2 separate regions of the Homo sapiens genome follow, and region 1 is linked to region 2. A link is a loop called in an ENCODE intact Hi-C map of the cell type or tissue named here. Cell type or tissue: adrenal gland. All regions are shown on one strand. Region 1 overlaps ENTREP2 (endosomal transmembrane epsin interactor 2). Region 2 overlaps ENTREP2 (endosomal transmembrane epsin interactor 2).

Evidence for each region. Hi-C counts contacts between places; a loop is a spot of excess contacts. Peaks named below come from ENCODE experiments on the same cell type or tissue, not always from the same donor. Only the 100,000 strongest peaks of a DNase experiment are listed, where the experiment ranks them.
Region 1: a loop joins it to region 2, with 3 times the contacts of the local background. A loop is called at or near these places in 1 of 110 quality-filtered maps.

The regions. Positions count from the first base shown.
Region 1 is chr15:29,430,056-29,432,555 of GRCh38, reverse strand. All of the region lies in intron 1 of ENTREP2 (endosomal transmembrane epsin interactor 2), which reads left to right. Among named protein-coding and RNA genes, the nearest start is that of ENTREP2, 140 kb to the left of the region's middle. In adrenal gland, no CTCF peak of the experiment used is centred here; a DNase peak (open chromatin) is centred at 1,455.
Region 2 is chr15:29,493,665-29,496,164 of GRCh38, reverse strand. The region is part of intron 1 of ENTREP2 (endosomal transmembrane epsin interactor 2); the gene reads left to right. Among named protein-coding and RNA genes, the nearest start is that of ENTREP2, 76 kb to the left of the region's middle. In adrenal gland, no CTCF peak of the experiment used is centred here; no DNase peak of the experiment used is centred here.

The DNA.
Region 1 (2,500 bases), 64 kb after region 2:
GAGAGGGTCTGATGGGAACAGCACTAACCAGCCAGAGTAAGATGATCAAACATGGTGCAAATGTGGGGAAGAAGACATCAGAGCAGTTCTTCAGGCCAAGCCACTGGGAGGAGATGACGTTTAAGCCCAGGCCAGGATGGTGACGAGGCATCCGTGATGTGGAAACCTGGTGAAGAGCCTCCTAGGCAGTACAGACCCATGCTCAAGAGCTCAGACATGGCAGGCGTGCGGGGCAGACAGAGGGCCTGGGAGTCTGAGCCTGGTGTCTGGGGCAGAGGTGGGTGAGACCAAAGCCCAGGGCTGTAGGTGGGATTTATTTGAATTGCAGAAAATTGGAATTGAGGTTATAAACAAGAAGGAACAGGCATTGTCTGAAGTGAGCAGAAGTCTTTTGAATTAGAATTAGACTCCATGAGTTGAGAGAACATGTCACTAATTTTATATTTAACACAATCCACTTTGCCTGCCTATTTAAAGGTAAGTGCATTTTGCAGTGATATGGCCTATTACAGCCCGAGAGCCATTTTAGAGCAACAAAGGATGAAATCTCAGGCAATTTGTCCTGGTTTTGCTAACTATCAAAATAGCCTGTTCACATTGAAAGGGAATGCAAATGCCACGGCGTTTCCATTATTTCAGACTTCCTCATCAGAGTGGTCTTGTGTTCATTTCATTAATTTGAAGAATAGAAAATGAGGGTTCTCAGACCTGGAGTGAGAGGCAAATGGATTGATCTCTCTGCCTCCACCTCCCACTCCTTTCCCCTAGAAAAACTGTTATTTAAATTTTGAGTGTGTGAACATAGGCTAAGATTTATTTTACTTTTTAATTTGCTTACTGTTTTTCCTCAAGCTGAGTTCTCTATGTTCTGTGCTTGCAGATGCCAGGGAGTATAAAATCATATTATGAACAGACTAATGAGTTTACCATTGCTTAGATCTAAAAATAATTTTAAGAAAAATGGTTATATATGTTATATAAATTTTGGGAGAGGGTTTCACAAAGTAACTTTTATTTTGTGGGTTATATTTTTGCTAAAAGCATGTCTGTAAAATGTCTCCGGGGCAAGTTATAAAATTATATTTTTAATTAATTTAAATATAATTTAAAATAAAATTACAGTTTTAGGAGAATGACTCAAAGCAGTCTAACAGTTGTACAAGATTCAAAATGACACAGCTGGATCCTACTCCAAGCAGACCTGTTTCATCAAAATTTTAGATTCATAAAAACCATAAGTTATATAGGATTCTTTACTTATCACAATAAACCATACGTGCAGGGGCCAGCGTGGCATCGCAGGAGGGAAATTTATGGCCTGGGTATAAACCGAGGCTCCCCTGTTACTGCCAGCGTGATTTTACCCGGGGTTACGTAACCCGGCCACTGGTATCCTTAGAATACCAGATTATAATTGCATTTCCCTCTTTAGGTCCTTGTGAGGATTAAACAGGTAGAGTGCCCAGATGTAAAGCTTGAAAACAGTTTGGGCCCGCAGTGTGCCTCAGCCACCCTGAATACATGCTCCTGGAATGGGGTATATTTAGGGCAAGCAGCAGAAACCAGCTTTGGGTAGCTACGCACAAAGGAGTTACTAGAAAGACATCTGGGAGGGTGGGAGCTCACCGGAGCCGTGTCAGTAAGACCAGGAACCTGGGGACCATGAGGATCTCTAGCACAGTTTCATTGGACACTGCCTCTCTCTCCTTATGTCAATCCATCCGACTCAGAGTGGTCATTGGCCCTTTTTTGGGGAGTGGGTGGTCTCCAGGATAATTAAATCTAGGTCAGATTAGGCCTTGTTTTACCGAGTGATGGGTGTACCTCCATTCCTCCCTCCTTCCTCCCATCCTTCCCCCACCCATCTCTCAATGCATTCTTTTTGTTTGTTTGTTTGTTTGTTTTTGAGATGGAGTCTCACTCTGTTGCCCAGGCGGGAGTGCAGTGGCATGACCTTGGCTCACTGCAACCTCTGCTTGCCTCCCGGGTTCAAGTGATTCTCCTGCCTTAGCCTCCCGAGTAGCTGTGATTACAGGCATGTGCCACCATGCCTGGCTTCTCAATGCATTCATAATGATCATAGTCCCTGCTATGGGCCAGGCCTGTGCTGGGAGCTGGAGATACTGCTTTGGAGAAGACACACCAGGCCTCTGCCTGGCGAGTACACGTCCTAGAGCAGGAGAGACAGGCAAAAAATAAGGAAACCATTTCATACAGAGATACATGTTTAAGATAAAACTGCAAGGCCATCGAGAGGGGCCAGGGCTGTGCTGTGGACTCGGGGCTCAGCAGGGACCTCTCTGAGCCTGTGGCCTTTGAAATGAGGCTGGCAGGATGAGTGGAGCCAGCCATGGGAGGAGCCTTTTATCAATGGGGGAGACAGGTGGTATCTCTAACTCACCTTCTGAAAGAAAGCCTTCTTGCCTTTCCCCACTTCCCACTTTCTTGTTTCCGCTTCCTCCATTCCCAGGTTTTCCCCACGGAATTGATTTCTCCTTAG
Region 2 (2,500 bases):
TACAATAGCATCAAAAATAATAACATAAATAAGCTTAAATAAGGAGATGCAAGATCTATACACCAAAAACTATGAAACATTGATAAAAGAAATGGAATGATACACAAATGGGAAGATATCCCATGTTCATGGATCAGAATAATCAATATTATAAAAATATTCATAATACCCAAAGTGATCTACAGATTCAATGCAGTCTATCAAAATTTCATTGGCATTTTTCACAGAAATAGAAAAAACAATCCTAAAATTCATAGGGAACCACAAAAGACCCCGAATAGCCCAAGCAATTTTTAACAGGAAGAACAAAACTGAAGTCATCACATCTCCTGATTTTAAATTATATTACAAAGCTATAGTAGCCAAAAAAACATGCTACTGGCATAAAAACAGACACATAGACCAATGGAACAGAATAGAAAGCCCATAAATAAACCCATGCATATATGGTCAACTAATCTTTGACAAAGGTGCCATGAATACACAATGGGAAAAGGATCATTGTTTTCAATTAATGGTGTTAGGAAAACTGGATATCCTCATGCAAAAAAAGAAAAAATATGAAAGGAAACAAAATTGGAGAGTTATCTGACACTGTACACAAAAATCAAGTTAAAATTGTTTAAAGATTTAAAGGAAAGGCCTGAAGCCACAAAACTCCTAGAAGAAAACATAGAAAGCTCAATAAGATGGATCTTAGCAGTGATGTTTTGAATATTACACCAAAAACAGAAGCAACAAAAGTAAAAACAAATAATTGGACTACACCATACTAAAATATTTCTTTAGAGCAAAGGAAACAATGAAATGTAAAGGCAACTCACAGAAGACATACAAATGGCAACAAGTATGTGAAAAAGTGCTCAACATCATCAATCATCAGGGAAATACAAATCAAAACTACAATGAGATGTGATCTCCCACCTGTTAGAATGGCTATTCTCAAAGTACCAACAGATAACAAGAGTTGGTGAGGTTGTGGAGAAAAGGGAACCCTTATATATTGATGCTGGGAATGTAAATTGGTACTGCCATTGTGGTAAACAGTATAGAGGTTCCTCAAAAAATTATAGAACAACCATATGATCCAACAATTCTACTTCTGGGTATATATCCAAAGTAATTGAAATCAGTGTTTTAAAGATAAATCTACACCCCCATGTACACTGCAGCATTAGTCACAATAGCCAAGATAATGGGAACAACCTAATGTCCATCAGTGGATAAACTGATAAAATGTGACACACATACAAACACACATCCAGACACACACACACATGCACACAAACACACAGGCAGAGGAGTATTAGCCAGCCTTCAAAGAAAGGAAATCCTGCCTTTTTGAACAACATGGATAAGCCTGGAGGACATTACACTAAGTGAAATAAGCAAGCCAGGGAATGATAAATACCACATGGTCTCACTTATATGTGGAATCTAAAAACGTGGCTCATAGAAACAGAGAGGAGAATGATGGTTGCAGGGGCTGGGCCTGTGGGAAATGGGTAGGTGTTGGTCAAAGCGAACAAACTTTCAGTTACACGATGAGTTAGTTTTGGAGACCTAATGTGGCTATAACTAAAATAATAATGTTTTGTATACTTGAAATTTGCTAAGAGAGTAGATTTTAAATATTCTTACCACAAGGATAAAAATGGTAACTATGTGAGGTGATGGATATGTTAATTGGCCTGATTGTGGTAATCATTTTACAGTGAATATGTGTATCAACTTATGTTGTTCACCTAAAATATATACAATTTTTATTTGTCACTTATACCACAATAAAGCTGGAAGAGTTGAATACATTTTAACGTATTTTGGCACAATTTTATGTGTATAAAGTTCTTGTGTCTTAGTTTTTTTCTAGGTACCTGGTGGAGTTTATTGCTAATTCTAAAAATGGTTTTTAATTGATTGTTATTGAAATATTGGAAAGCGTTTTTAAAGTTTTTTTTTTTCCTATAGTCTTTCCAAACTCGTATTAGGTCTGATACTTTGTATATGTTTTTGAATTTTATATGTAATCATTCTGTCAGTAAAGAATGATAATATTGTCTCTTTTCGATCCTTGTTACTTATTTTCTTAATTGTGCTGGCTGGGAATTCCCATTAAATATTGAATAGTAATAGTGAAGGAGAGCATTTTTGCTGTGTCTTCATTGGGAATGCTTTCTTTAAATTTTTTGAGATGGAGTCTCACTCTATTGGCCAGGCTGGAGTACAGTGGTGTGATCTTGGCTCTCTGCAACCTCTGCCTCCTGGGTTCAAGCAACTCTCCTGCCTCAGCCTCCCGAGTACCTGGGATTACGGGTGTGAGCCACCACCCTGGCTAATTTTTTGTATTTTTAGTAGAGATGAGGTTTCACCATATTGGCCAGGCTGGTCTTGGAACTCCTGACCTCAGGTGATTCGCCCACCTCAGCCTCCGAAAGTGCTGGGATTACAGGCCTGAGCCACCATGCCTAGCCAGGAATGCTTTTATTATCTCTATCTGTCT